Regions from separate parts of the Mus musculus genome. Here region 2 is linked to region 1. Evidence: chromatin loops called from intact Hi-C (ENCODE). Cell type or tissue: gastrocnemius. All regions are shown on one strand. Each heading gives the region's core, and the rest is flanking DNA. Links, peaks and the distances in the headings are about the cores only. Region 1 holds the start of Naa40 (N(alpha)-acetyltransferase 40, NatD catalytic subunit). Region 2 overlaps Rtn3 (reticulon 3).

The links. Peaks named below come from ENCODE experiments on the same cell type or tissue, not always from the same donor. Only the 100,000 strongest peaks of a DNase experiment are listed, where the experiment ranks them.
Region 2: a loop joins it to region 1, with 3 times the contacts of the local background. A loop is called at or near these places in 8 of 42 quality-filtered maps.

What each region holds. Positions count from the first base shown.
Region 1 is chr19:7,227,370-7,243,474 of GRCm38, reverse strand. It overlaps Naa40 (N(alpha)-acetyltransferase 40, NatD catalytic subunit), which reads left to right and starts at 2,253. Exons shown (of 8, transcript NM_027643.1): 1 at 2,253-2,537; 2 at 8,317-8,412; 3 at 9,319-9,371; 4 at 13,192-13,287; 5 at 13,369-13,527; 6 at 13,670-13,753; 7 at 15,046-15,123; 8 at 15,384-16,105. The coding sequence starts at 2,532. The coding sequence ends at 15,525. In gastrocnemius, for the core only: a CTCF peak has its summit at 8,487 (motif pointing left); a DNase peak (open chromatin) is centred at 8,454; H3K4me3 peaks cover 275 bases; H3K27ac peaks cover 460 bases.
Region 2 is chr19:7,429,098-7,445,202 of GRCm38, reverse strand. Rtn3 (reticulon 3) reads left to right here. Exons shown (of 9, transcript NM_001003934.2): 4 at 10,065-10,272; 5 at 12,613-12,751; 6 at 13,168-13,237; 7 at 14,171-14,217; 8 at 15,394-15,452. Among named protein-coding and RNA genes, the nearest start is that of Mir6991, 15 kb to the right of the region's middle. In gastrocnemius, for the core only: a CTCF peak has its summit at 8,728 (motif pointing right); DNase peaks (open chromatin) are centred at 8,714 and 10,109; H3K4me3 peaks cover 20 bases.

The DNA of each region.
Region 1 (16,105 bases), core at 4,769-12,768:
AGCCAGACGGCAGGGAGGATTTTCTGTTGGACTCCTGCCTCATTCTCCAAAAGTTCACTCAGATGTCTTCTCACCCACCCGCCTCAGCTCCCTCTCCCAGCGGCCTGGTCTCCAGAGTGTTAGGAAGTGACCTTCAGCAATACATTTTCTGACTTCCAGATAAGGAGCCAACTGCAGATTCATCAATTTTCTTACATTCTGGCTGGTGGATTTATACAACATTAAAAGGAAGACTTCCTAGCCAGGTGATGGTGGCACACGCCTTTGATTCCAGCTCAGGAGGCAAGTGCCAGGGCTACACAGAAAAACCGTGTTGAAAAACAAACAAGCGGCCGGAGAGATGGCTCAGCAGTTAAGAGTGCTGGCTGCTCTTCCAAAGGTCATGAGTTCAATTCCCAGCAACCACCTGCCTGTGGCATCTCACTCTTTGCCTGACTCCTCTTCCTGTAACCTTACCTCTACTATATATCTCCTTGTCGAATCAGCAGCCCAGTGGGCCTCAGAACACCTAAACCAGCTGGTGGCCCCTCCACTCAGTTTCCAGCAGTGGTCTAAATCCCCAAGTCTCTGCAAGTCTATGAGCTGCAAAAGAAACGCTTCTTACCTGCCTGAGTCCACTTCATATCCTGCTCCTGCAGGTCCCATTTGCCCTGGCCACACTGTACTTAATGCTAGGAGTGCCAACTAACAGCATTCCCACCTGCAGGGAAAGTCAGGGACTGTTTGACACCACCCCCCCTCCTGGAATGCCCTGCCCTGCTCCCAGGTAGCTTCATGACTTGCTCTCTGACTCCCTAAAGATCTTGGCTCAACTACCACCACCTCGTGTTATCTTCCCCAAGCATCCTAGATACAATTATAAATCCTTTCCTGACAGGCTTTCTTTTCCTTCATGGTACCCAGGGCACATACTATTCTTTTATTATTTATTTAACTGGCTTATTATCTCCTTTCTAGAAAATACCAGCAGATCTTTTTCCTGTTTGATACTATTTCTTTCCTTCTCTCTCTCTCTCTTTTCTTTTTTAAATTTTTTGAGATTTTATTTATTTAGGTCTTTCAAGCTAGGATTTCTCTGCGTAGCCCTGGCTGTCCTGGAACTTGGTCTATAGACCAAGCTGGCCTCAAACTAATGAGATCCACTTGCCTCTGCCTCCCAAATGCTGGGATCGCCTGACTGTGTCTGTGTGACTGTGTTAGATCCCTTGTACCTGGAGTTATATATAGTTCTAAGCTGCCATGAGTCCTAGGAACCTGGTTCTTTTAGATGGGTAGCCATTGCTCTTAACCTCTGAGCTGTCTCTCAAGCCCCATGGTCCTCCAACCTCTGCTTCCATAGTACTTGGATCACAGGTAGGAGCCACCACACTCAGCTTGGTATTGTTTTCTTTGCTGCCTGAAACAGTGCCTACCACTGCAGTAGGCACTCGCTGCACGTTGCCAGGGCTACAACTTCTCTGAGCAATAAACGTAGGATAATGATTAAAATCTGAAAATTTTAAATTTAAGACTGGAGCCAGGGCGTTCTAATTTTGTGTGTGTGTGTGCCCGCGCTAATAGAGACTCTGGAGTAGGGGTTGTAGCTCAATGACAGAACTCTATCATGTGTGAAACCATGAATTTGACCCTCAGTACAGGGCTGGCAGGGTCAAGGAGGCCAACCTAAGCCAAACCAAGCAAAACAAAAACAACAACAACAACAAAAACCAACCAACCAAACAAAAAAAAACCAAGAAAGCTAAGATTTTGATTCCCGCCTCCACCCCAGATTTCAGGGTTAGTCCCAAGGGTTTGCAAACTGCTCTATCTCCCTAGGTGATTCCCATGCAGGTCATGTGGAGGTCACACTACCCAGATGTCTGCTCAAACTGAAAAAAATAGGACCCAGAACACCTGAGGTCTTTAGTTACACAGGAGTTACAAGCTCCTTTAGGACACAAACTTCTGTATCCTCTGGGTTCAGCACAATGTATGTGCATGTTAATGCCGTGTGAACGAATGTTGAGAAGGATGAATGGGTATAACAGGACTTGTTAGAAAAGGCATGCCAAGGGTCAGCTTCTAGAAGTCAGAATGCTTCCAGACTTTTGGCTGTGCCTGCGCGCCTCAGCGAAGGCAGCCCGCACCACCGCCCACCAAGTGGCTCCGAGGCTAGCTTGCTCCAGGCCGGCGCGCGCCCTTCCGCTCCGCGTGGTCGTTGCCATAGTTACAGACGCGGACCGTCGAGGGGGCGGGGCCGGCGCGTGCGCGTCATTCCTAGCGCGACGCTCTGCCGCGCCTCCCGCCTTTCTGTTCTCAGGCCTTCCGCGCGCACGGCAACCGTTCCACCTGCGCGCCTTCGCGCTCGCCGCCCACTCTGGTCCGGTTCTGCGCCGGCGCGGGGCCCTCTAGGACGCGCGGGGGATTTGTGAGACGCATGCGTAGTGCGCGGCCGGCCGCTTCGCTGTCGCTCGGGTTCCGCCGTTGCCACCTCCCTACGGGCAAGTGCGAGAGGGGAGCCGAGGGCCGCCGCCGTCGCCGCCGCCGCCACCATGGGGGTAAGTGAGGCTGGAGAAGTAATGGGAAGTCCACAGCTGCCGTTCACCCTCTGCGTCCTCATTGTTTCGTGAACCCCCTCACGTGACCCTGACCCCTTACAGTCTCACGTGACCCCCGGCCCCCACTTGACAAGAGTTCCCCACGCCTCGTTGTAAAGGTCCCGGCGTTGAGCCTAGCCCAGAAATTCTCTGGGAGCCCTCTTCTCCCCCCCGCCCCCCACTCCGTTCTCTTCGTGCCCCTTCCTGCCTCTCTGACCCCCTAGAAGGCCTCCCCACTCCCGAGCCCCTGCTGCGTCCCTGATATTAGCCCCTTGCTCCTTGAAGACACCCATCATCTGGCTGTCACGGTCCTAGCGGTTTCCTGCTACCCGAACTTGTAGGGAACTGAGGCAGGGAGGCAAGAAGGCGTATGGCCAAGGTCACATTGATATGGCTTGGGCGCTGGACCCCATCCGGTGACTCCGGAGTCTCGATGGAATCTGCTTCCCACTGCTCAAGTCTCTGCCCAGCCAGTTCCCCTACACTTTTGAACCGTCTGCTACCAGCTTCTTCCTGCTTCAGATGAAACGTAGTCTTCCTTACCACACAGGCATGCCCGTTCAGCTTCTGGCTGCAGTAAAATGGATCTTAGAAGTTGGATTGTTCTTAGTCTTGTTACTGCAGGTGGCTTGCAATGGAAGAGGGGGTGGAGGTGTACAGATGAGTAGGGGGGATGGGCTGGTTATAGTCCCAGCCTGGATGTATAGTAACCACCTGTTATGGTCTGACAGCAAGAAGATGCATTTCCATGGCCTTTCCTGGGATATGCAGATCTAGGGTTGGGCAAAAGCACCCTCCTAAAAATGTAACTCTCTGATCATAGGGTTCGTGTGGAATTTGCAACACTTTTAGCGAGTCCTGACTTTGAAACTAGATGTGCCTCAGTGGCAGCCCCATCTTTAACGGCTAGTGGCATGACCCTGCAGGTGATGAGGCCTGGCTTGGTTTTATTCCTATTTGTGCGATGCACGTGACCTCCTCTTAGGATAGTGATGAAGATTAAATGAGAAAATGGATGTAAATAGCCCACTAGGTGCCTTTAAGCAGTAGCTGCTATTTTGCTTATATTCTCAGCCTCACTTCAGTGATCTAAAATAGATTGGTGCTATTTTTATTCCTTTGGGTTTGTCCCTACTGTCACTAACCTAGATTTTTTTTTTTCCCTCTCTCACAAACAAATCAGCTTATTAGACAAAAGTAGTCTAGCTTGTGACAAAACACTTATTTTGGGATCAATGTCAAAACAAAACTTGAGGGGCCTGGGGTTACATAGCTCCGTAGTAGAGTGTATGCTTAACATATGTGAGGCCCTGAGTTCAGTCTTCACAAAAACCTCAAAACCTTCCAAAGCATTTGTCATAGTTCAGACAGTAATTTTTATTCAATATGAAGAAAATCAAGGCTGAGAGACTTTGGCATATTTAACTTCAATTTTAGTGAGCAGTTGCAGGCCCCTGCTGTTGTTGAAGCTAAATGAAATCAAGTTTCTAGTATTACTCATTAACTCTTTGCCCAGAATCAGCCACTGCAGACAAAGCCCTAAGAGGGTGACATGCCTCAGGTTCTGTACTTATTCATTGGTGGCACTGAAGTCATGGGGCCCAGATACACTGGGCTTCCTTTGAGTCCCCATCTATTGCTCATACTGTGGAGATGTTTCTCACAACTCCCATCAGAGTGTCTCCTGGCCTAAAACTCAAAGCAGCAGAGACTTGAATTACCTTCATTGGATCAGATCTGGAATACTCCCATTACTCTCATCAGTCCCCACCCCAGCCTCCATGCCCCACCTGCATAACTTGAAGCAGTTGTTCCTAGTAGTTGCCACCCATTCCCCTAGGAAGTACCCTGCTTCTAAACCCCAGGCTGAGTGATAGTGGGAGCAAGTGGAACAACACCTCTCCCGGGTTCTACTACTGTTGGGTTTGAGTTAGAGGATATATCTCTCCCCTTGCCAGAACCAGTTGGGTGGAAGCATTGACACGGAGGCCTAAGTGATGTCAAATCTCTTCTGGAAGCAGCCACTGGTGGAGTTTGTTTGTGGGTTGTCTTTTTATTTCTCTTTGTGACTCCTAGACTAGTAAGGGGTTCAAGCCTGAATTTGAATCTGAGCCTCCTGTTTGTGCACACACTGGTAAGTAAAGTAAACCTACTCCTGCCTGGTGGAGCTGAGTCCAGCTGAGGCTGGGAAGACCTGTCAGAACTCTAGGACTTGAATTAGTAGTTGGTTCTCACAGCTGAGCTGTCTACAACACATTCTTTTTAGAAAAGCAGAGGCAGAGGGCTAGGGATATAGCTGTTCTATAGAGTGCCTGCCTGGCATGCCTGAGGTCCTGGGTTTGATTCCTAGCACCTCGTAGACTGGGTAAAGTAATTCAAGCCTGTAATCCTAGCACTCAGGAAGAAGAGGCAGGAGGAACAGAAGTTCAAGGTCATCCTTAGCCATATAACAAGTTAGGAGCCAACCTGAGCTATAGGAGATCCTGTGCCCCCCACCCCCAAAAAAGAATGCACGGGCAGAGTGTCTGACACTAGTGGGTTCCTGTAAACAGAGACCATCTCTAAAGCTGGAAATGAAGCTCAGTGTAACATAGTAGCTATGAATATGCTTTGGTCCTAGCACATGTACAGCTAAAAAGAGTTTAAATCCAATGCATAATACCATTTTATCTGTACAACAGCCCTTTGATTATTGCTGTAGGAATTATTAGGTCCATTCTATGGTTGAGGAAACTGAGGTTCTGACAAACTGAACAACTTGCCAAAGGGGCTTTAAGTAACATGCCTAAAGCCATAGCTATTAAGTGAAAGAGCTGAGAATCAAATCCAGGTCTCTTGACTCAAAAGCCCACACTCTTTTTATTATATAAAGCTCCCTTGGGAACGACACTTAACCACAATGAGCTTTACTGTTCACTGTGCTTATTTCCCATTTTAATTAGACAAGTTTTCCTGCGTCCCTGCAGGACAGCCTTACCTCCACAAGGCTTCAGCGAAGCTAATTGGAACAGTGGGAGACCACTCTAACTGGTGTTTGCTGGAGTTGCAGGAGGGCCCCTGCCTGTGTGGCCCAGCCTGCCTCTACCCCTCACTCTGTGCTGGCTGCCAAGTGCTTAAGGGGTGTTGTCCATTATCTCAATCTCCTTGGTAGTGGCCTTGAGGGTTGCCTGGTTTGCCACTCAGTCTGCATAAGTCTCAGAAACCATGTTCCTGTGTTGAGAAATTAAATGTTGTGGAAGAACCCAGGTTTTGTGCTTTTGGGGTCCTGGGAGTCACACTTGGTTTCCAGCACCTTTAATCTTGTCCCACAATGTGTTTTGTGGCAGTCCAACAGTCCTACACTCTGTTGGCTTGGTAGGGTGGAGAAGGGAACTTACATCTCCTTTGAATGTGAAGATATGTTAGCATCCCAGTTTCCCTGGAGATGTTCAAATGGTCATTTAGGGGTGGCAGGTGGGCATGGCCTTATCTGGTTGATGGAATACTCATGTTCCTGATGCTCCATGGTGCAGCTCTGGAGACTTCAGCTACTGTTTCTCTTTTCCCTGCCTCCACCTTAGCATGGAGGTGGTGTAAGAGGTGGCACTGTTGGGAATTGGTTCCCAGGTAAATGGGCATCAAGAAATTAGTTGCTCCGGGCGGTAGTGGCGCACGCCTCTAATCCCAGCTCTTGGGAGGCAGAGGCAGGCGGATTTCTGAGTTGGAGGCCAGCCTGGTCTACAAAGTGAGTTCCAGGACAGCCAGGGCTACACAGAGAAATCCTGTCCCGAAAAACCAAAAAAAAAGAAAGAAAAAAAAGAAATTAGTTGCTAAGTGGTTGCCTGAGAGTGCTCGAAGCCCCTAGCTTTATCTCTGCAGGATATGAGGTCTTTGGTGACTGAGCTGAAGTCTAGACAAAGGCTGCATCTGTGGCCTGGCCCCTCATGTCTCCATTTGGCCACTCACTCCCTGGGGAACCATGCATGAGTCATGCTCCCTTGGGCCTCAGTTTCTTAATGTATAAAGGTAAGTGATGGCTTCTACCCTGAGCCTTGACCCATGTATTCCTGTGAAAGTACTTTGTTAATGGATTTCAGCGTGGTGTTGAAGCCTATATTCCAGAGGGAAAATAAATCCCGGAAAACCAGTTGGAGGGGCTACTTCTGTTCCCATTTGCACCTCCGTGAAAACAGCCTCAGGCTGGGGGTATAGTTGAATGTTAGACCACTGGCCTGTCATGCACAAGACCCTGAGTTCCATCCCCAGCACCACAAAGACCAACAAAAACCTGTATGTGAGCCAGGCAGATTTCTGAGTTCGAGGCCAGCCTGGTCTACAGAGTGAGTTCCAGGATAACCAGGGTTACACAGAGAAACCTTACCCCGAAAAAACAAAAAACAAAACCAAAAAAAAAAAAAAACCTGTACGTGCATTTCTCAGGAGAGGTGAGAAATGAGAGCTAGCCTGGCTCCTAGCACAGTGGTGGGAAGTATCTGGTGCTGGCATTTTGCCTGTCAGAGAGTCTAATTCTTTTACCTTCTGATGCTGAAATACAAGTTTGGCAGTGCTGTTCCTTTGAACATCCAGGCTGAAGTTACGCTTTGGAGCTAGCCCGTCTGTTTAAAAGCTGGTTTTTAATTCATGTGAATGTTGATTGTTCAGTGCCCTGTCCTGGGGCCAGGCAGTGCCACAGTCACATTGGCATTGGTGGTATTTGACCTCTCTCCAGTGAGCTGTGAAAGATGTGTGGCTGGAGTCAGGAGATCTGGGCTGCTGGTCCTCCCTGGTAGGGTGAACAAGAAGGTATCATTGAGCACCTTTCTGTAGCCCTAGTGATAACAGCTCCAGGCAGGACTGGAGGCTTTACTCTTAGACAGGGCATGATGTGTTTTTGTTCTAGAACCTGGCAGGGAAAAAGTAGAAAGCACTTTTGATGAAAAGTGGGGGTTGTAGCTCACACCTGTAATCTTAGCACTTGGGAGGCTGAGCCAGGTTGATTACTGTTGAGTTGGGGGCCTGCATGAGCTACAGTATGAAACCACTCTCTTCCCATGCCCCCACCAAAAAAAAAAAAAAAAAAATAGGGAGAAGGGATTTTGAAAGAGCCCCATATTAGCCTTCAAGTAGGGTCTGGTTAAGATGCAAGTAGGGACAATTTCCCTGTGTCGTGCCCCATCCCTGCTGTCGTGCCCCTGCAGCTTGGTCTTGCCTCTGCCCTGAAGTGAACCATAGTCTCTCAAGCCACCCTTGACATCAGCAGGGCCATGCTGTGACTGCCACTTGGCCTGGGCTGCGCAGACGTGCTGGGTGTGGCTCTGAATTGCTTCCACGGGGCTGTCTCATAGTTAGAAGACTCTAAAGAAATGCTGAGCCAGCCGGCCATGGTGGCGCACGCCTTTAATTCTAGCACTCAGGAGGCAGAGGCAGGCGGATTTCTGAGTTCCAGGCCAGCTTGGCCTACAAAGTGAGTTCAAGGACAGCCAGAGCTATACAGAGAAACCCTGTCTCAAAAAAACAAAAAAACAAAAAAACAAAAAAAAAAAGAAAAGAAAAGAAAGAAAGAAATGCTGGTCTGGGGCCATCTTAGATCCTAGATGTTCCTGAAATTGAACATTCCTCCTTAGGAAGGAACAGCCAAGTGAATATGTCCACACATCCAGGTTTCCTATTGCAGGGTCAGGTTAACGGGTTCAAGGCCCCTTGGGTTCCTCTGAGTGAGTTGGCTATAGCCCTTCCAGTGGTGGTGTTTTCCTTGTTGCAGAGAAAGTCGAGCAAAGCCAAAGAGAAGAAGCAGAAACGATTGGAGGAGAGAGCGGCCATGGATGCTGTGTGTGCCAAAGTGGATGCTGCCAACAGGGTGACTCTCAGTTCCTCTCTCAACTTCAGCTCCTTTCTGTTTTTTTACTTCTTGGCGCCACCAAGTGGCAGATCTCTGGCACTGTCCACACAGGCCCATGCCCACACAGTTTGGGGAGGAGGGGCTGTGGTTGGCTCAAGTGTTGAGGGTTGTGTGGAAAGGCTACAGGTTTTCCTGATGTGGAACGTGGGGAGATTTTTTGGGTGAGGAAACCTCTCATGAGACATAACACATGGTTCTTAACTCTTCCTTCTTTCAGAGGTTACTGGCTGCCCGTGCGTACTGTAAGCTCTGCTTTACCCAAGGCTTCACTGGCCTGGTCCCTGGGACTGCTCAGAGGAGCAGCAGCTGTGAATCAGCTCTGTGGGATGGAGGGTGGGGGGTGTCAGAGCGGGTCTGAGAGCTTTCACCCTGAGACTGAGAGTTTGGCCTTGGTACCCTTCCTACATCATGCTGTATTTCACATTTTCCCCTAATGGGGCTGGAGAGTGCACATGAATGTAAGTGTGTAAGTCCCTGGAGCTAGTGTTACTGGAAGTTGTAAGCTGTCCTGTATGGGTGCTGGGAAATGAACCCAGACCTTCTGAAAATGCAGTAAGCACTCTAACTCCTGAGCCATCCTTCTAGCCCAATACGTTAATTTTTGTTAATTCCCATATTGGTAAATGGCTGTGCCTCTGAAATGATATTCTGCAAGGTTGTGCTTTTCTGTCTCGGTGACTGTCAGGTTGCAGTTATTTGTCCCTGAAATATTCAAGCAGATTGGTCATTTCTTTCCTGGGTTAGCTGTACAGGGGCAGGCATTATGCCACAGGCTTGCTGATTGTTCTCTTTCACCACATTCATGGTGTCACACCTCCTTACTAGTGTTGTCTTCCTTCATCTATGTCTGCTCTCTGCCCACAGCTTGGAGACCCTCTGGAGGCATTCCCAGTCTTCAAGAAGTATGACCGCAATGGGTGAGTTGCACTTAGCATTCCTAATGTCATCTGGTGCACCTTGGAAATTCACTCCTCCAGCAAGCTCCATTATTTGAAAGCAGCAACTGCCTGTTGCCTCTTGTTGGTGCAGTCAGTCTCCCAGTTAAGGTGATGCAGGAATTGATGGGTGGAAACATTGTGTGTAATTGAGGTTGTATGAGTACACACTGACATCTTTTTAAGACTTATATCTTTTTTTGTTCAAAGGATGAAACTTGGAAACTTGTCAGCCTACTATCACATTTTGATTGGGAACCGGAGGCTCAGAAAATGTGAATAACGTTCCTGGGTTTAACTCACATCTAAAGGAGTTTCTGATTCCCAATTCAGTGCTTCTTCCATTTATTTATTTATTTATTTATTTATTTAGTTTTTTCTGTGTAGCCCTGGCTGTCCTGGAACTCACTTTGTAGACTAGGCTGGCCTCGAACTCAGAAATCCGCCTGCCTCTGCCTCCCAATTCAGTGCTTCTTCCATTTATTTGTTTGTTTGTTTGTTTGTTTGTTTGTTTATTTTGGTTTTTCTGTGTAGCCCTGGCTGTCCTGGAACTCACTTTGTAGACTAGGCTGGCCTCGAACTCAGAAATCCGCCTGCCTCTGCCTCCCAAGTGCTGGGATTAAAGGCGTGCGCCACCATGCCCGGCTCAGTGCTTCTTCCTTGAGTATACAGTATGTCGGCTGTTTAACACTAGTTAAAGTTCTTAGCCTGGCTTACCTAGTTTTGTGATCAGAAATGGGTCTAAAAACACGAGCGGGACTGGAGAGATGGCTCAGTGGTTAAGAGCACTGACTGCTCTTCCAAAGGTCCTGAGTTCAAATCCCAGCAACCACATGGTGGCTCACAACCATCTGTAATGAGATGTGATGCCCTCTTCTGGTAGTGTACCCATAGACATTAAATAAATAAGTAAGTAAGTAAATAAATAAATAAATAAATCTTAAAAACAAAACAAAACAAAAACAAAAAACAAAAAAAACCATGAGCCGTGGTAGTGCATGCCCTTAATCCTAGCACTCAGGAGGCAGAGGCAGGCGGATCTCTGAGTTCAAGGCCAGCATGATCTACAAAGTGAGCTCCAGGATGGCCAGGGCTACATACATAAAGGCAGTCTTAAAAACCAAAGCCAAACAACAAAACAAAAATTCGGTTCTTTGAAGAAAGTGACAGTGTACTGACATACATAGAAATAAATACATAAATCTTTAAAAAAACAAAAAACAAAGGAGAGGAAAAAGGATCATGAGTTTGAGAGCACTCTAGACTATACAGTAAGACACTGGCATTGTCATAAACAATCAGAGAGCAAAAGCGAAGAAAGAAAAAGAAAAAAAGATTAGGGTCTAATGGTCCTTTCCTTAGGAGTTAGGAGGGTTAAACCCAAAGCTCTGCTCCATGGAGCCTGCTGACAGTAAATATGGCTGTTGTGACTGCTGTCTCAGGCGGCATTCAGGTCTGGTTGCAGGCCCTTTTCCTTTGCCCTCCTGAGTGGTAGGTAGTCTGCTGTGCTGCCTTGGCTCAGGGAGGTCAGAGGTTACAGTTCCTCTGTGTGATGGTAAAGAGTAGTTGGACCTTTCATTAGCATCCCTGGAATAAGTCACTCTCGCCCCTCAAGCCTTGGTTTCTTAGCTGTCAGGTAGGATGTTGCAAGAAAGTAGTGAGGTATGCTGAGGAGCAGATAACCCAGGTAGAAAGTGAACACGGTGTGGAGGGGCAGCTGTGTAAATTCCTAAGCCCTGTGGCGTGGCTTTTTATAGCTACGTGGCAATGATGGAGTCAGTTCAGTCCACTGTCTCTTATGTCTTCCCATCTGGGATCTGAAATGTGATGGACATTTCCTCTACCAGCTCTGTTTTTCAGGTTTTGGAAAGTTGCAGTATGATTAGAAATCTCTTCCTGGGATTTTACTTAGTGGTTTTTATGTGCTGTGTTTATATTGACTTGCAAAAATCTGGACCTACTCTGAAGCAAGCCACACCAGGAGGCTCAGCTGCTCTAGAGCCTTGCATTTCATATGGTTCCTGTAGCTGTGATCCTTCTTCAGCATGCCTCTGACAGCACTTGAGAAGCTCAGGCAGAGGGGTTTTTATGAGTTTGAGGGCTGCATACTGATTCAACCCTGCCCCCCCACCCCACCCCCCACGTATGTGGAGAGACCAAAAATAAAAGTGCAGATGAATGATGAATGTAGGCTGGCCTTTGGGTATTTTCTAGCTAATAGGTGCAGGGCTGAGTTTGGATGGTTCTTAAGTGATACTTGTGAAGGAAGGCTCTTCCAAAGGCAGGAGGTTAAGATCGTGCCAGTCAGCAGAGATGACAATTGATTCCAGTGGGAACTTCTACTGTGATGATTGTGTCAAAGGCTCATGAAAGATGCTGCGTGGGAATTCTTTAAAGGCTTAATTTTAGACAGATGTGCCTATCATTTTAGTATTTAGGAGGCCGAAGCAGAAGGGTCATGATCTCATGGTGCACACCTTTAATCCTCCCAGTGTTCAGGAGGCAGAGGCGGCCTAATCTCTCATTTGAGATCAGTCTGCTCTACATAGTGAGGCCAGCTAGGCCACATTTAGAAACCCTGTTTCCAGACAGACAACAACACTGATGAGGTTCCACTGATGAGTGGACCCAAACCTGATGGCTTGCATTTGATCCCCTGATATCCCGTGGTAGCAGAAAACCGGTTTCCTGAAATTGTCCTCTGACCTCCGAGTGGGTCTTTACTCACTACCCCCACCCCCAACATACACACACGTTGCTTATTGTTTTTCCAGATAGGGTCTTACCATGTAGACTATATAGCCTTGGCTGTCCTGGAACTAGCTTGTTGTGCTCTGTAGACCTGATCTACAGACCAGGCTGATTTCAAACTGTCAGAGAGCAGTCTGTTTCTGTCTCTGTAAATGAGTGCTAAGATTAAAGGTGTGTTCCATCACACTCAATAACTTAAAAACAAATATTTGTTTCATTTTGAGTGTGTGTGTGTGTGTGTGTGTGTGTGTGTGTGTACATGGACGCAAGTGTCCTGAGGCCAGGGGCATCTATCTGGAGTTCCAGTTACAGGCCATCATGAGTGGCCTGAGGTGGGTGTTGGGTGCCAAACTCAGGGCCCTAGAAGAGCAGCAACTGATCTTAACTGCTGAGCCAGTACTCCAGCTCCTTTCCCATTTTTTTTAAAGCTTGAGTTTTTCAGACTAGTTTCTGTGTCTCTTTAGAAAGAGGGACCTTAATGTCTAGAGCGGTGGTTTAGACCCTGTTCTACCTGTGTAATGAGATGTCAGTCACCATTGGGTGTTATGAGGAAGGAGAGGCAGGCACATGGGACTAGGCTACAGAAGGGTATTTGGTTTCTTCTTGAAAGGCCCAGGTCACCCAGATTCTTGTAAAGGCATGACAAATGGATAAGAGACCTGGTCCTATGACAGCTGAGTGAGAGAAGGGCAGAGACTATAGTTAGCCGGACATGTGCCTACAAACAGCTAGGGAACAGTGTTCCTGGTAACATATTATTAGGTATATTACTAGAATCTCAGGGGACTGAGCAGGTATGGGAAAACAGAAAAGTAGCCAAGAAAGAGCAGTTGACAGATGAGTCTGATCAGAACAGTTCAGGAAATGGGCCTTGTGGCAGGATAGTGGGATGGTGGCCATATGATGACAGTTGTTAATCCTAGGTCTGGAAAACTTGGTTTTTCCTTTTAGGGTACCTGAGACTGGCATGCCTCCCTGACAATCATTCAAGAAGGAATAGCAGTGTCCTGGTGGGAGCCCCAGGCCTGATGCCCCCCTGTCTGCTTCTCAGGTTGAATGTCTCCATTGAATGTAAGCGAGTGTCTGGATTGGAGCCAGCCACTGTGGACTGGGCCTTCGACCTGACCAAAACCAATATGCAGACGATGTAAGCATGGTCCTACCAAGGCAACCCGGTACCCAATGGCTTTCCTCCAAGGCCCCTGTCCTGATTGCCCCAACTCCCCAGGTATGAGCAAAGTGAGTGGGGCTGGAAGGACCGAGAAAAACGGGAGGAAATGACCGATGACCGAGCCTGGTACCTCATTGCTTGGGAAAACAGTTCCATCCCAGTTGCCTTTTCTCACTTCCGGTTTGATGTGGAGTGCGGGGATGAAGTCCTGTACTGGTAGGCACTGAGGCTGACAGTGGGGTAGAGGGGAGGAAACCAGGTGGCAGAGCCCACTGGCCCCCTCTAGGCTTAAGGCCTGCATGGGGCTGCAGGCTCCTTCATTGGGTCTAGGCGCTCATTCCTCTGCTTTCTCTGTTAGCTATGAAGTGCAGCTGGAAAGCAAGGTACGGCGGAAAGGCCTAGGGAAGTTCCTCATTCAGATCCTGCAGCTCATGGCCAACAGGTAAGGAGCTGCTGCACTGCTGGGGGAAAGAACTCACCAAGGAGGTGGCTCCTGGACTTCCTCAAGGAGAAAGGCACCTAGACCCTGTCAGGAAGATGGCCCTGCTTTGCTGTGGCTCCAAGTTATGAGGGCAAGTGGGGCAGATCCCTGACACTGAGGCAATCTGACCAACCTGCTGTGGTGGAAGGGGCTCAGTGTCAAGGTGCCCAAGACCTCTGCAGGCTAGAGGAGCGGTAGACGTAGGAGAGAGGGGAGGCCTAACCTTACCTTCTGTGTGTCCCTCTGTCCGCGTCCATCCATCTGCCATTCTCACTGCCCTGGCCCCTGCTCCCGCCCCCCAATATTTGAGACAGAGTTTCTGTGTGGCCCTGGCTGTCCTGGAATACTCTATAGGTCAGGCTGGCCTTAAATTCACAGATCTCTGCCTCTGCGCCCCTCTGCCCCTCTTTCCTGTGTGCATGTGTATGCACCGTGTTGGTGCTTGGTACTTTTAGAGGCCAGCAGAGGGTGTCAGATTCCTTGGAACTAGAGTTATAGAAGGTTGCCCACCATAATGTCAGTGCTAAAGATTTAACCGCAGGTCCTCTGCAACAGCAGTCCGTGCACTTGACCCCTGAACTAAGTCCTCAGACAGTTCTCCAACCCCCTGTTTTTTATTTTTTTTTAAATTTATTTATTTATTTATTTATTTATTTCATGTATGTGAGTGCACTGTAGCTGTCTTCAGACACAGCAGAAGAGGGCATCGGATCCCATTACAGATGGTTGTGAGCCACCACGTGGTTGCGGGGGATTGAACTCAGAACTCTGGAAGAGCAGTCAGTGCTCTTAACCGCTGAACATTTCTCCAACCCTTTCTTTAAAAATATACATTTTCATAAGCCAGGCCTGGTGGCACATGCCTTTAATCCCAGCATTCGGGAGGCAGAGGCAGGCAGATTTCTGAGTTCGAGGACAGCCAGGGCTACACAGAGAAACCCTGTCTCGAAAATCAAAAGAAAAAAATTATTTATACACACACACACACACACATATATATACATACATATATATATATACACATTTTTATTTTTGTGTATGTGTGTGCCTGCCATGTGAGTACAGTGTTTGCAGAGGTCAGAAGGATGTGGGATATCCTAGTTCTTGAGGTACAGGCAAGAAAATAGGAATTATCCTATGGCTAAGACGGGAACCCTAGTCCTCTGGAAGACCAGAAGTGTTGTACAGTGCTGGACCATCTGTCTAGCCTTTGGATTCTGTTTCTAAAAGGTGCTCACTCTGCTTTCTTCCAGCACACAGATGAAGAAGGTGATGTTAACTGTTTTTAAACATAATCATGGCGCCTATCAGTTCTTCCGAGAGGCACTGCAGTAAGGAACAAGGCTCGGGTGTGGTCCCTCAGGGTGGTCAGGGTAGTCCCTTTGCTGGTTCCCAGGTACCTGCCTGCCCTCATCCTGGTCCTAGTCAGTGTTCATGGGCGTTGGGGTTTGTGCTATCTTATCCCACTGCCTTCTGACTTAGTCCTTGCACCCCGTTGCAGAGGTCTCAGAAGTTTGGAGAACTTCTTGACTCAGGGAGCCAAACATTTTCCTTGCCAACACGCAAGTCTTTTTCCTGTCTGTCTTTGCAGGTTTGAAATTGATGACTCTTCACCCAGCATGTCTGGTTGCTGTGGGGAGGACTGTTCCTATGAGATTCTGAGCCGGAGGACCAAGTTCGGGGACAGTCAGCACTCCCACACAGGCGGCCACTGTGGTGGCTGTTGCCACTGAACTCCTAGAACCACTTTGAAGGGATGTCACTCTCCTTAGGCCTGTCCCCTCCCTGGTCTTATGCCACTTGCCAGGTACCCTCAGAGCTGTGGGGTGCCTTAGTTCTGCGTGAGCCAGGCATATCCTGAGAACACAGAACCTTGGGGAGCAGTGACCCCAGCTGCCTTTCCACCTCCCTCCTGGAAAAGCAGAGTGCCAGGAGGGAGCACCGAGGAGAGGGTGCCGTGAGATTGACAGGTTGGCTGTCAAGCTCATCCTTGTGCAGTAGCTGCCTACTTACTTAGTTCTTGGGCCCCTAAAATGGAAGGCTTCCCTCTTGTCTGCAGCTGAGTTCCTGACCGGGTTGCACACCATGCCCCATATGGACAAATGGAATGTTGTTAATACCCACGTTTGTAAAAGGCCTGGAGTCTGCTGGTCCCCAGAAAGAACTGGATGCAAATCTGGGCATACAACAGACCTTGGACATCTTTTCTCTGGGGACAAAGTGCTCTTTCAGAGACCATGTAGCCCTTGATGTCAAGGTGCAAAGGTTTGCACTGTAATCTTATAGATCCACAGGTGGTGTCTCGGGACCAGC
Region 2 (16,105 bases), core at 3,744-11,743, 200 kb before region 1:
AGCCTCAACTGTCCTGGAACTCACTCTGTAGATAGGCTGGCCTCTAACTCACAGAGAACTCTGCCTCTGGAGTGCTGGGATTAAAGGTATGTATGTGCCACCCCACCTGGCTAATGTGCATGTAATTAAATGCTACTGAACTACTCTTTAAAAATAGCCCATGTTGCTTTATGGTATATGTATTTAAGCACATTGTTTTAGATATACTATTTTATGTGTTTGAGTCTTTTGCTTGCACATATGTGTGTGTACCATGTGCATGCCTGGTGCACTTTAAAGTTAGAGTTGGGCATTGGGGAACTCGAGTTAACTGACAGTTGTAAGCTGCCATATGGGTGCTGGGAATTGATCCTCAGTCCTGTGCAGGAACACATGCTTTTAACAGCTGAGCCAATTCCAGCCTATTAGCACTTTTTTGTTTAATGTAGAAGTTGGACATGATGGCATTTAGCGTTGAGGCAGGAGCAATACAGTGAGCTTGAGTCCAGCCTTTGAGACAGAGTGAGCCCCTGTCTCAAAAACAATCAAACAAACCAAATAGTGTAGGTGTGTAGCTCAGTGATATAGTACTCACTCTTGGGGCCTTTGGTTTCCATCCCTAGCATTGCCTGAGGGAATAAAATATAGGTGGTTGGTTAACCTGAAATGATTATCAGCTATGCTATGCTGGGGGCAATAAAACAGAGGGGAGTATCTGTTCATTACCCAGATGCCCACTGTCTTAGTTGAGGTTAGTATTGCTGTGATGAAACACCATGACCAGAGCAGTTTGGCAAGGAAAGGGTTTATTTGGCTTACACTTCCACAACACTGTTCATCACTGGAGGAAGTCTGGACAGAAACTCAAACAAGGCAGGAACCTGGAGCTGGTGCAGAAGCCATTGAGGGCTGCTGCTTACCTCTTGCTCCCTCTCAATCTGCTCTCTTATAGAACCCAGGAACACTAGTCCAGGGGTGTCCCCGCCACAGTGGCCGCTCTCACATCAGTCACTAAATAAGAAAATGCCTAAGGCTTGGCTACAGCCCTGTCTCGAGGCATTTTCTCAACTGAGGCTTCCTTCTCTCTAATGACTCTAGCTTGTGTCAAGTTGACATAAAACGAGCCAGTACACCACTCTTTTTTCACAGGAGAGTTATTTGCTTTTAAGTTATTTGCTTTTTTGAAGTTTTTAAGGCTTCAAAGGTCAGGGATATGTATGTGTATTTACCTGCGTCAACTAACAGAAAAAGACAGACAAGCTGACTACCACTCGGGTTTGAGGCTGGCTGAGGTGTCCCACACTGGCAGAGGATGTAAGGGGTAAAAGTGGGAGGATTGCACATTCAAGGCAGTTCAGTTGCTAGAGTACTTGCCTGGCATATAGGAACCCCAGGGTTTGAACCCTGGTACTGCTCAAGTGGGGCATGGGGGCACATGCTGTAATCTCAGCACTTGGGAGGTGGAAGCTGGAGGATCAAAAATTCAAGGTTCTGCTAGTTTTGAGTTTGAGGCCAGCCTTGGCTTTATGAGAACCTTTCTTTAAAATGTTTGTGTGTTTAAATTTGTTAGCACTTACGTAGTTTTTCAGTTAGCGTGGTCCAGTGACTCTGCTCTATAAATTCTTTTCTTCTTTGTTGAGACAGACTCTCACACTGTAACTGTAGCCCAGACTGGCCTTAAATTCCCGCTAATCCTTCTGCTTCAGCCTCCCAAGGGATTTCTGGTGTAATTGTTTACAGGGACAGGATTTCAGGTGTACTCTATTTACCACGCCCATCTTCTATACAGTTCCTTAATTAACAAATTCTGTAATCTGATGTGTGTAAAAACACACCCAGATTTAGTAGGGGAAGAAAAGAAAAAAAACAAGTCCTTGTGTCTTTAGCCGTTTATTATCTAGCTGCGTCCTAAATAAGGGAGGTTAAGAGTTTCAAAACCACCTGCTTCACAGCTTGGGGAGGGCTAGTCTCACATCCCTGTTGTATGTGCTTTACAAATTGGAAATTGGGGGTAAAGATAATGGGAGGTTTTTGGTTTTGGGGTTTTTTGGTTGGTTGGTTTGGTTTGGTTTGGTTTTGGTTTTTCGAGACAGGGTTTCTCTGTATAGCCCTGGATGTCCTGGAACTCACTTTGTAGACCAGGCTGGCCTCGAACTCAGAAATCCGCCTGCCTCTGCCTCCTGAGTGCTGGGATTAAAGGCGTGAGCCACCACGCCTGGCTGACAATGGGAGGTTTTAATGATTAAAAAAATGACTTATTTTTTAAGAATCTAGTGGGTATCAATTTGAAAGAGGTCTCTACAAATGTCTTTGGCCTGCTGCTAGACGCTGCTGCGGACAAAGCAAGACTGTGCACATGTTTGACAGTGAGAGCTTTTCCTGTCAGTGATCTGTGCCACTTGGAGGAGTATGTGCTGAGGTAATGGTAAATATGTGGTAGAGAAAACTTAAGCCTTATCAACATACACAAAATTGGGATCTGAATTTACAGATATCTAGTATCTTTTGCAACTTAAAAAGTGATTTAATTTAATGAAAACCATGCAATTTTTAAAAATATGAAAATCTAGTCCAATGGGGAAAATGCCTTCATCATTTTATTTTAGTACAATATTTTTTTGAAACTGAACAGTCACCATCACCTTTTATTTAATTTAGCAGTGCATGGAACTTGGGACCTTAGCATGCTTAGCAAGGAAGTCTTTGCCCATTTACTGCAAAACCCATCTGCAAGTCTTTACCCATTGCTGCAAAACAGATCTTGGTCAGAAAATCCAAAGTTAATTTTTTAAGACAGGAAGTTAAAATTGGGAGAAGCGTGCCCTGTCAGTGAGCATCCTCTTTATTAATGAGCCGTTCCCCCTCTTGTAGTCGGAAAGCCCGTCTTTAACTGAGAAAGATCATTAGTTAGTGCTACAAATGGAAAACCCTACTCTAAACAAATCAACCAGCGTGACTTTCCCCCCATCTAAATCTTATTACATGTATTGAGTATTAGCAAATTAAAACAAAAAACTTATGCAAAGAAAATAAAACCTTGTGTCAATCTTAAGTTACTCTTCAAAAATAAAATTAAAGTTGGAGTTTTGTCAATTTCATCCCTTCCTTTTTCAGTATAATCATTTTCTACCCTTACTTAAGAATGCTTGGGAGAAGCTCCACATGGTGGCACAAGCCTTTAACCCTCGTCTGGGGAGGCAGAGGCAGACAGATCTCTGAGTACCAGGACAGCCAGGGCTACACAAAGAACCGTGCTAGGGAAAGCACGGTTGATCCTTGTTGATCCTTGGAGATTTCTATATTTAAAATCAAACCAAACTCTTTCCCTAAATTTGGTAATAAAGCATTGATAAGGAAGTCAGCAAAGTGTCAATGCTGCTCCTGACTGAACTTGCGGAACTGGCAGCTTTCTTCTTTTGAGAACGCCATTAGGCTCCCTCTTTTGGTATATTATGGGTACTGCAGCTGGCGACCTTAAATCTCCTAGCAAGTAGTAGAAAACCTTTGTTTTCAATAATAAAGATAAAGTGGGGCCCTCAGACCAGGCCTGGGCGCCTGGAGTTGCTCCCTAGAGCCACCGCGCTGTGCTGCTGCTGCTCGCGCGGCTCCTTAAGGCCACTGCAATAACGGCCGCCTTGGCGGAGCTCTTCAGAGCAGACAGATGCAGCTGCTGGTACCTAGGCAGCATGCGATGGGTAACTGCTGCTGGACGCAGTACTTTGGGCTGCACCGCAAGGAAGGGGGCCTGATGCAGACAGGAGGAAGCAGTGCAGGATCCAAGGGTTTTAGAGCGTGCCCGAGAGGTGAGCACTTAAACACAGTTTGTGCACCTACTCATAAGTGATGGCTTGAGAATGAGACACACATACACAAAGCATCCATAAACCACCTCCTAAGGAAGAAGCAGTTAACTTGTAGGAGAGGCATTATAAGTCGATTGCTGCAAAACAGATCATGGTCATAAAATCCAGAATTAACTATAAGAAAGGAAGTTAAAATTGGAAGAAGCAGCTGGGTACTGCCTGCCTCTGAGAAGACAGGGCAACAAAGTAGAGAAAGCACGTGAGGCAGGAAAGGTACAGCTGTGCCATGATGTACTACTAGCACGGAGACCAAAGTTATTGACCAGAAGATAAGTATGGATCTTGCCAGATACACAGTATTGACATAAAGTACCAAAAGCAGCTGTAATTTAACAACCCAAACTAAGTTAGCTTGTGATATGATAGCCCATCCTTAGATGGGACCAGAATGTTTACAATGTTTCTCATAAGGCAGCCTTTCAAAACAGGAAGACATTCCCTAGGCAGCACTTAGAAAGTGCTGAGCAAGAGGGGAAAGGACTTTGTAGGGCTGAGATGGATGACAGTGGTGACTCTTGAGTATTGCAGCCTTGTGAGTCCTGGCTTAAGAACTGTTCTAGAATCAGTCTAAAACAGATCAACAGATTGGGCAGAATGAAATTTTGTGATCCTGCTTAGCAGTTCTGACCTAGTGCTTAAAAGTGGACTAGAATGCATTAGTGATAAATGCTGAGCCTTTTAAAGGGGAGCAGGCACTACGTTGTAAATGCTTGTTTTACAAGGAGTGAAGATGATGGAACACAGCTAATGGCTTCAGAATGAGTGTAGATTTCACCATCTGCCTTCTGCTTTTCAAGACCAATTGAAGGGCTCATTTTATCCTTTAAATTTATTTTAACCTTTTATAGTATTCTTACCCTTGTTGGGTTTTGCATTTTAAACCTTGGCTGATTTTACTTTGTCTGAACAAACCTGTTTTACTATGTAACTGAAAATCTTTTTTTTTTTAAAGAATTACTTAAATATTTAATTTATATGAGTAAACTGTAGCTGTCTTCAGACACACCAGAAGAGTGCGTCAGATCCCATTACAGATGGTTGTGAGCCACCATATGGTTGCTGGGAATTGAACTCAGGACCTCTGGAAGAGCAGTCAATCTCTCCAGCCCCTGAAAATCTTCTAAAAAGTGTTTTTGTTAAGTCTTAGCAGCTATAAAGAGAGCTGAGTGAGGATGGCCAGTTATGTTTAGGATACTGTTATTCCCACTCTCCAGCTTCATTTATTTTGATGAATTCTTTAATTTGTTTTATTCTAAACACAGTTAACTTGAGGAAACCCTAAGAAATGCAGGGTATGGTTTCTTTCCACATCAATCACAAATGCATATCCTAATGTGATATTGACACATTCTAAACAGGGATACTATATTTAAAAAAACAAAAAAAACAGCCGGGCGTGGTGGCACATGCCTTTAATCCCAGCATTCGGGAGGCAGAGGCAGGGGGATTTCTGAGTTCGAGGACAGCCGGGGCTATACAGAGAAACCCTGTCTTCAAAAAACAAAAAACCAAGCTACTCTACATGTTATAGTGATATTAAGATTAATATATAACTACAAATTTTAGATATATTGGTTTCTTGAGGTTTTTTCCTATTTTAAAATTTTCTTTGGGGCTAGAGAGAGGGCTCAGCGGTTAAGAGCACTGACTGCTCTTCCAGAGGTCCTGAGTTCAATTCCCAGCACCCACATGGTGGCTCATAGCCATCTGTAATGTGTCGGGAGACAGCTACAGTGTATTTACATGTAATAAATAAATATTTTTAAAAAAATTCTCTTTGAAAGATTTTACCCAAAACATGTAAATGTGGATGATTGAAGAAAACATAAATGATAGTAATACAGGTATTTAAAAGTAAAAATCCTTTTGGTATGAAAGATTCCATTGGTTCTACTACTCTTTGATTTAATGGCATGGAACTAGTATATCAATATATATAATTTGTGGAAAGCAGATTTTCACTAAGTTTATGAAGCAACATTCCAGTTAGAGGAATACTATTGAGATGACTCAGAAGGAAAGGCAGCTGCTCCCAAACCTGACCTGAGTTCATGGCCAGAACCTATATGATTTAAGGAGAACACTGTTACTGTGTCGGACTGGAGCTCCAAACACTCAGCAGAGATGAAAATGAGCAAGGCAAGAATTTTCAGTAATAGCCAGGCTACCTGCTCTCCTTGGGACCAGAAGTGAGCAAGTGACCCCAGCTATAGTGGACAGACTCTTGTAAAGGTATTTTATGACCTTTGCAAGCAAGCAAAGCTTAACAGAAATGGAACTTTTCGGACTAGCATTTAGCATAAACGCATTGTTACATTTTTAACATCATTATGGGCTGCCAATTTCAGAAAGCCTTGTTTTTCAAGTCAGGTAGACCTAGTTTGAAGGAGTTATTTGTGGTCTAATGATTTGAAAAACAGTCTGTACAGTAGGAACATAAATCTCATTTTACCTGAGAAATACAAATACCAAGACTTTTGGAAACAAGTCCAGAAACTTAACAGTAGGGAGAATAAAGGCCCTGTTATTATTTAACCCATATTAAAATCAGTAGTGAAGGCAGAAATGGGAGGGGTCAGCTTCTAATAAGCACCAACCCTTGAAAGTGTTTGGTAGCACACACACAGGTATGCTCATAAATGCATGCCCAATCGTGCAGCACTAAATAAATAAATAAATGTATGTTGGATTTTTAAACAAAACTAAACAAAACAGGAATATAAAATGCTCCCTGGATTTGGTGAGGATTGAGCATGGGTTTCTGTAAGCACACTTACCTGGGCTCTCCTTAGTATGTTTTCTTTTTTGTCTTGCAGCAGCAACAGGGCAATGTCCTGAAAAGGGAAGTTCAGATAGCAAGAGGAACTCAAGGCTCCTGCTGTGCTGACATAGCATGCACTGTACTTGAATTATAGTGAGATCTAGGTTCTGTTGTTGTTTTCATCTCAGAGATGAGTATGACACTTTAGCATGTAAATATACATTAAATCATACTGTTGTGTACATATCAATATAACTGAAGTTAGAGCTTCATCATTGAAAATCACTTAAAGATGTTGTCTGGCCCTATTTCCTGTGCTAATGCTTTTTTTTTTTAAGTTGTATTTTGCATGAGATAAATGTCTTGTTTTGGCACAAACTACTGTAGTAGTTTGTTTTAGGCTTTCACTTGTATCTGTATCTGCTATATGTATAAGTCCCTGTAGAGGCCAGAAGAAGAATCAGATCCTCTGGAGCTGGAGATACAGGCAATTGTGAACTGTCTGATGTGGGTACTGCAAATCAAACTCTGGTCCCTCAGAATTGCAGTCACTCTTAAACTGAACCATCTCTCCAGCCCATTGACTTTTTGTTTATAATGAACTTTCTGAAGGAGTGGTAACTGCTCAAGATTATAAATAAGCCCATTTTTGCATGTAAGCATCTTTTTTTAAACCTTAAATTTAAAAAAATGTATGACCACTGTATTAGGATCCTCTAGAAAAACAACTTATAGGATGGAAAAATATATGTATGTACATACAAATATATACGGGATTTATTAGAATGGTTTATCTGCTGTAGTCCATCTGGTCTAACAATAAGTAGACTATCAACAGAAAGTTCAAGAATGCAGTAGTTGTTCAGACCATGAGTCTGGATTAGATATCTTAGCTGGTCTTCAGTATTCATCAGAATCTCAAAGAAGTAGGCTCTAATGTCAGTAAAGGAATAGACTTGCCAGTGAGACCAAGCAGGCAGAGAACAAAAGCTTCCTTCTTCTGTGCCCTTTATATAGGCTGCCAGCAGAAGGTATGGCCCAGATGAAAGGTGGATCTTCCCATCTCAAAAGATCTAGAACTCAGGAGGCAGAAGCAGGTAGATCTCTGTGAGTTCAAAGCCAGCCTAGTTAGAGTGAGTTCTAGGACAGCCAGAGCTACACAGAGAAACCCTGTCCAGAAAAACAAGACAAAACAAACAAAAGATCTGGATTAAAAGTGGGTCTTCTCACTTCAAATGAAAAAAATCCCTCAAGGTGTACCCAGCCACTTGGGTTTTTAGCTGAGAGAGAGAGAGAGAGAGGGAGGGAGGGAGGGAGGGAGGGAGGGAGGGAGGGAGGGAGGGAGGGAGGGGGAGAGGGGGAGAGGGGGAGAGAGAGAAGAGAGAGGAGAGAGAAAAGACCCTGTCTCAAAACAAAACAAAACAAAAATGCTGTACTGGCAGTGGAAACAGATGATTTCAAAACTACTGTGGCTTCTTGCTAGATTGAACATCTATTCTAAAGGCTTCACATTAGACTTTGACAGCTACCCTTTTGTCACATTTGTCTCTTAATTCTACCAGAGAGTCAGCGAGGTAAACATTGCCAAATGATTTGCCACCCCTACACACACACACACACACACACACACACACACACACACACACACACAAACACACAGAGTCTTTTTTTTTTTTTTTTTGGTGGTCTGTACTGAATACATTTGGCAAATTTCCATGTTGAGGAACAGTATAAGGAAACAAAGGGAAGTTGTAGTCACACTGGCTCTGGGTTATGAGTTTGTTCTGTCACAGATCTGAAGAGTCTATAAAAGATAAACGAGGTGGAGGTGCTCCTAGAAGAAACAAAGCTGTAAGATCATTCAGAGTGATGGGATACAGAGTGTAGGGCAGGAAGTAACTGCAGGCCAAGGCCAAATGAAGCAAAGCTGCAAACTGAGGTTTGAGGTGTAGCACAATATTGCCCTTTATCTGCCATTCCCTAATGCCCTTTTTCTGGTCTAGGCCCAAAATTCCACTGGTTGAGCCTAGAGCTTTTCTGTATTGTTATGCAGTTTATATTCTGCATGCCTCTAAGGGGCACTAGTCACATGTGAATTGTACATCTGACTATCTTGTATAACAGCTTTCCAGCAGGTGGCAGTAAAGTCCATGAGGACACAGTGGCTCTTTTCAACTTTGCAAATGTAGAAATCCGTTTATTTTCTTTCTGTGTAATAAAATTAGATTTATTAATTTTATTTATATAAGTGTTTGCCTATAAGTAAGAATGTATGTATGCATCATGTGTGTCCCTGGTGCCTATGGAAGCCAAAAGAGGTCTGTTACTCTCCTGGAACTGGAGTTACAGACCGTTGTGAGCCAATCTGTGGATGCTAAATTCAGGTCTTCTGGAACTGCTGAGCCATCTCTCCAGTCCGCTGTTGGTTACACTGGTAATTGTTTGTTTCCTTGAATATTTATTTATTTTATATATATGGGTACATTGTCACTGTCAGACACATCAGAAGAGGTCACCGGATCCCATTACAGATGGTTGTGAGCCACCATGTGGTTGCTGGGAATTGAACTCAGGACCTCAGGAAGAGCAGCCAGTGCTCTTAACAGCGAGCCATCTCTCCAGCCCTACACTGGTAGTTTTTAAGAATATAGATTAGTTATTTTGTAGGACATTTCTCCAGGTAAGTTTGTCTAGTTACCTTCTCTTTTTAAAAAGGTACATGTTTGGGGCACATATCATCAATTTGTTTGATTGGTTGATGACATGAAACCTTTCTGCATTCTGTATTGAAACTATACTTATAGACATGAGAACTCGACATAGGTGTGTGCCTGACTTTTGACTATAGGAATTACCCTGCTTAGCGCTGGCCCTTTTAGGTCTCCTTCATGCAGTTCCCTGTATCGGCTCAGTTCAATCATGTGCACCTGACTGGAACCCTGTTTTCTCCCGATTTGCAAAATCCACTACCTGGAACTCAGTTTCCCAGCAGGAATCTCAAAACCTCTCCTTCCTAGTAAATCACATAAGTTTGTTGCATGTAGGTAATAATACACTCTACCTGCACTGGACTTGAAACAGCTTTAGGGAGATGGTGCCATTTTCTTCACTTTACAATGGAGAATGGCTTAGAATGGTGAAAAGTAGCACAGGTAGAAATGGCCAAGACTCAGACTCTCATCTGTCCAACTCTAGAGGCCTTGTCCATTTTTGTAAGGCTGGACAGTTTAGCAAGACCCTGTGTCTTAAGAATAAAAACAGTCAGATATGTGTCACAGGCCTACAATCCCAGCTCGTAGGAGATCAGGAGTTAAAGGTTGGGTTACAAAAAACAACCCATAATAACAAAATCAAAAGTAAAGAGGTGCCAGGATACTAGGGAGATAGATGGCAGCCAGTAAAGCACAGCACAGCCAAGGTGGTCCTGGGTTCTCTAACTTCTATTCCCCCTCTCTTGGCAGTGCACGATCTGATTTTCTGGCGAGATGTGAAGAAGACTGGGTTTGTCTTTGGCACCACACTGATCATGCTGCTCTCTCTGGCAGCCTTCAGTGTTATCAGTGTGGTCTCTTACCTCATCCTGGCTCTTCTCTCTGTCACCATCAGCTTCAGAGTCTATAAGTCTGTCATTCAAGCTGTGCAGAAGTCAGAAGAAGGACATCCATTCAAGTAAGTTTGCTGAGATAGCACATGTCTGAAGTTCTAACCTGTCTCTTACAGATAGATGGCAAAAGCAGTCCCTAAATACTTGCCATCACCCTAAGAAGTAATTAGGTTAGTATCTGAGAACTTTTAACTGACTAGAGACTCACACTTAAGGCTAATAAATCCAGAGCTATAAATCCAGAGCAGGGCACAGAATAGCTTGCCCAGGGCAGCCCTCAGTCAGCCATTGTGTCCATGTTTCAGTACTATATAGTAACAGCTAGAAACAGCTTTGAATTCCAAGTTCTAGAACCAGGGGGTTTTATTTCTGATTTTCTTTAACTCTAGTGCAGTTTCCCTGAGTCTAGGGGCAGTTATTTTTACCCTTTAAAATAATATTTATGTATATGGCTGTTTTACCTGTATGTATGCCTGTACAACATATGCATGTGGTGCCTTTGCAGGCAAAAAGAGTGCATCTGGTCCCCTGGAACTAGAGTGCGGGTTGTAATTATAAATTAATATAGTAATTGTTGACTTAGTGAATATATTTTACAAGCTCAGATATCTTTTTGTCGGGAGGGGGGGTGTTAGAGACATGGGACGGTTTGGAGACAGGGTTTGTTTGTTTTGTTTTGTTTTGGTGGGACAAGGTCTCTGTGTGTCTCCCTAGCTGGCAAAGAACTCACTGTGTTGATAAGGCTGGCCTCAAACACAGAAACCCACCTCCCTCTGCTTCCATACCTGGAAACATCTCATGTTTAAAACCTTTATATTTATAAACAGGAAAATGAACACATGCCTCTTACTCTTCTGCTCTTCCAAGAGTTTGAGCTCCTCAAGATGTCTTCAAACCTGATAAGCAGTAGACGCTCAGTAGCTGTTGTGTGAATGAACAGGTTATGAGCACAGGCTTACCCCTCAGAACAAGAATGCCAGACATGGTCACTGTGGCATGCCAAAATCGCAGCATTTGGGAGGCCAAGGCAAGCAGAGCTCTTTAAGTTCAGGCCAGCCTTATCTATACAGTAAGTTCTAGGGGCTATGTAGTTGAGACCCTTTGCCTGCCTATACACCTACCACCACCCTTTTTTTAATCTCAGCCTCTGAAAACACAGTGTGTTATATAGTTTGCAGCCCTAACATATTCATGATTGCTACCCTCCTCAGTCTTTCCTTTGCTTTTTTAAACTATGCTCCCTGCCCACAGCTTGGAGATTGAGCCTAGGACCTTACACATACAAGGCAAGTGCTCTACCATTGAGCTCTAGTCCCAGGCCTTTTTTGTTGTTGTTGTTGTTGTTGTTGTTGTTAAGTTTTTGTTTTGATGGTGATTGCTTGACACAAGGTCTCTCTACGTAGCTTTGGGTGTTCTGGAACTTGCTAAGACAAGGTCCTAGCCAGCAAGATGCTCAGCAGGTAAAAGCTTGACAATCTAAGCTTGACAATCTGATTTCAGTCCCTAGGACCCACATGGTGGAAGGAGAGAACCAACTGCCACAAACTGTCCCCCGACCTCTACTTGTGCACCATGTGTGTACCCACTGTTTTAGACAATGTCCTATTGCTGGGAAGAGACAACATGACCACAGCAACTTTTATAAAGGAAAACATTTAATTGGGACTAACTTTTGAGAGGTTTAGTCCTTTACAGTTCAGAGTTTACTACAGTTTAGTCCATTGTTATGGTGGGAAGCATAACAGTGTACAGGCAGACATGGTGCTGAGACCTCTGTCTGGATCCACAGGCGACCAAAAGAGGCAGTATGAACCACTGGGCTTGGCTTGAGCTCCTAAAACGTCAAAGCACACTCCTAGTAGGCCACATTTTCTAGTAGTACCACTGCCTATGAGCCTGTGGGGTCATTTTCATTCAAACCACTACACACACACACACACACACACACACACGTACATACACATGTGCATTAAAAATAAAACAGTGTATTTGGACAGTAGGTCGGTAGGAAACTGTTAAAGAAAGAGAAAAAGAGAAGGACAGGATAGGGCCAGAGAAATGACACCCATGGTAGTTCTCTGAACTCAACATGCATATACACACAAACACACAAATGAATTTTTGGTTTTTACTTGTTTTATAATGCTGGGGATTGAACCAGGATCTCATGCATGCTAGGCAAGCCCTCTGCTATCTGATGTACAGAGTGTATTTTGATATATCTACACCAGATAGTTCTTCATTGTACATTCATAGATAACTGGCATATTAGCTTTTATCGAGTAAAGGACAGCTGTGTCCCCTACAGAGTTCTAGAATGCTGATTTCACACTAAAATACCACTGTGCTGTTGAAGAATTTCCCCTTGTGTGTCACATGTGCGACTGTTTTTTCTTCCTCGGAAGGGCCTACTTGGATGTGGACATTACCCTGTCTTCAGAAGCTTTCCACAACTACATGAATGCTGCGATGGTGCATGTCAACAAGGCCCTCAAACTCATTATTCGTCTCTTTCTGGTAGAAGACTTGGTTGACTCCTTGAAGGTTAGTTGCTGGGCTTTAATTTAGAGGTAAGCCGGGCAGTGGTGGCGAATGCCTATAATCCCAGCACTTGGGAGGCAGAGGCAGGCGGACTTCTGAGTTCGAGGGCAGCCAGGACTGCACAGAGAAACCCTGTCCCGAGGGGGGGTGGTAAAATAGGGCATATATAGGGTTTTATCAGAAAAGAGAAAATAACTATCAACAGAAAATGCTGCCACCTACCAGCATTAGACCAGCATTAGACCAGCGGTCATCAGCTCAGCACCCTGAAATTATGGACCCCAAGACAGTGAGTTTTCTGACTATAAGTGCACATGGGGGAATCTGTGTCATAAAACACTGCATTGATGCAAACCTAGTTAGCTTGAACTCGGGGGTATGTTTATTCTTATTTAACCCTCTGACACTGACCTTCACAGCTGGCTGTCTTCATGTGGCTGATGACCTATGTTGGTGCTGTTTTTAATGGAATTACCCTTCTGATTCTCGGTAAGGTGACAAGGAAAGTGTGTCTTTGTGCTTATTTCTTTAAAGACTTGTAAGACTAAGTGTAAATGCCGGGCGTGGTGGCGCACGCCTTTAATCCCAGCACTCGGGAGGCAGAGGCAGGCGGATTTCTGAGTTCGAGGCCAGCCTGGTCTACAAAGTGAGTGCCAGGACAGCCAGGGCTACACAGAGAAACCCTGTCTTGAAAAACCAAAAAAAACAAACAAACAAAGACTAAGTGTAAATGCTGAGCTAGATGGTACAGACCAATAATCAAAGCTGTTCAAGAAGCTGAAGCAGGAGAATCAATCCTTCAAGGCCAGCCTGGCTAACCTAATAAGGCCCTGTCCAGGGCAACCAGGCATGATGGTGCATACAACTCTGATGCCCTCACTAGGTAGACAGACACAGGAAGGTCAGGAATTCAGCATCATGTTAAGCTTCACAATATGTTCTGGGCCCACTGAGGACATAAAAACCATCAATAAAGTGAACAGCCACAACAATGTAGCTGAGGACTGGAGCACTTTGCTACAGATCACGTATGCAGTGTGATCTCTTACTCTGTAGAGCCAGCCTGTGCATTTACAGTGTGGTAGACGTTAGTGTAGCCTGGGCTTGTGGCCGAGAGCTTATTAAATGCTTTCACAAAGGATTTCAAAGCAACCGTGAATAAAGAGCACTGTTTAAATTTGGTTTAAATATGGGGACCTTGCTTTTAGAAACCACTTGTAGTTTAGAAGTTGACACCTGTCATACAAAGAAAATAGCCTGTTAGGGGTTTTTCAACACTACCCTTATCTGCTCTCTCCCAGCTATCCTCAATTTCGAGAGCTCTTATTTTTCCTTTTTGATTGTTTCTCTGTACTTCATGAAGAAGTGTCTGTGCTGCTTGAGTCTCACGTTTGCACTTGCTGTGTTTTTATTGTCTTACAGCCGAGCTGCTTGTCTTCAGCGTCCCAATTGTCTATGAGAAGTATAAGGTAGGCATTTATCTGTGGTAGATATGCTGAGTAATGTGTGACTGGCTTCAGTTCATTTTAAGGAAAGTAAAAAACGGATAGCAAGAGAGACTGGAGGCCTAGATAGATGTTCTGAGTCATAGGGATGAATTGCCCATTCCAAAAAGGAAGGTAAAAAAGATGATTTGTAAAGCTAATCTTCTAAAAACTAAACTGCACTTCCAAGGAAATGTTAGTGTGAGCAGATGTTTCCATTGTGGACGGGGTAGATTATCTCTGCATCTGAAGACCTTTTGGGAGTGTCAGGGAGATGGCTCAGTTGGTAAAATGTCACACAAGCATGAGAACCTGAGTTCTTATCTCAGGCACCCACATAAAAATACCTGGTGTTAAATGTACACCTGCAACCTGAGCCCGGAGGAGGATCTCTGGGACTTATTGGCCAGCCATTCTAACCAAATCAGTGAGCTATAGGTTTAGTGAGGGACTGAACTGTCTCAAAAAATAAAGTAGATGCCTAGGGATGTAGGTTAGCTGGTGAAGTACTTGCCTAGCCCTAGGTAAATTGTGTCTAGGGATGCGCATCCATAGCATGTGGGAGGTGAGTCAGGAAGGTGAGAGGTCCATGCTTCAGCCTTATTTACATGGTAAACTGGAGGCCTCATCTTTAAGTTAATTAAATTGATTAGTTAATAACAAGATAGAGAGCAATTGAAGAGAAACCTTAGATCAAAATTTTGCCTCCAAAGACACATGCACACTCATACACATATGCACTAATATGCACATATAAAAAATATTTTTGGCTCTTAATTATTAAATGAATTAATAATGCCCAGGAGTCAAAAACACATCACAACTACAGAATAGATTAAATCTGCAATTTCTAGTACTTAGAAAAGTACTTCAGTGTTACTACAGAAAATACCACATAAGTTCTACTTGTACAAATGATGTGTAATTTTTATTTTGAAGTGTTGTTGAAATCTGAAAACAGAACTTTCACTTCTGAAAAACTGGACATCATTTTTATTTTCTGGGATAATGAATACTGGGATTTTTTAATACTTGCACTAAATAAGAGAATAGTGCCTTTTGGGGGAAATAAGAATATTACCAAAATATATATTGTATGAAATTTTTCTTAGCCCCTTTATTGCCCAGCTGAGCCTTCTTTCCTTCCTTTCTTTCTTAAAGACACAGATTGACCACTATGTTGGGATTGCCCGGGATCAGACCAAGTCAATTGTTGAAAAGTAAGTGTACTTAGGGACCACGTTCACTGTTTCCCATGTGGACTCCTCTCCCATATTGTTTAGTCTCTTATATAAAATGTTACTGTCAAACGTAACTAGTTTTCATCCTGAATAAAACTTTAGCTTTGTTGTACTTAAGAAGCATCTTTGGGCTTTGTGGTGGTGGTTTGGTTTGTTGGGTTGTTCATTTGGTTTAGAGACAGGGTCTTGCTGTGTAGCCCAGGCTGGCCTCAAACTTAATATCCTACCCTCCAGCTCTCAAGATAGAAATGATCAAGGTAAATACTTTGGCTGTCAAATATGTTTGGTTATTTAACCCTATTTTCATATGTATCCAAGTTAAGGCAATCTTTCCTGTCTTTTCTAGTAAGTAATAAAAAGCTTAGATTCCGTCATTGTGGTGAACACCTGGAGTACTTGAGAGGCAGAAGCTGGTGAAGTTGAAGGTCCAGCCTGAATTCCAAGATAGCCAGGGCTATGTAGTGAGAGCCTACCTCAAAAAGAGCAAACAAAAATCCCTGTTTTGCTTTTTAAAGTTCTATAAGATATCATGAATTTTTTTTTTTTTTTTTTTTTTGGTTTTTCGAGACAGGGTTTCTCTGTGTAGCCCTGGCTGTCCTGGAACTCACTTTGTAGACCAGGCTGGCCTCCTC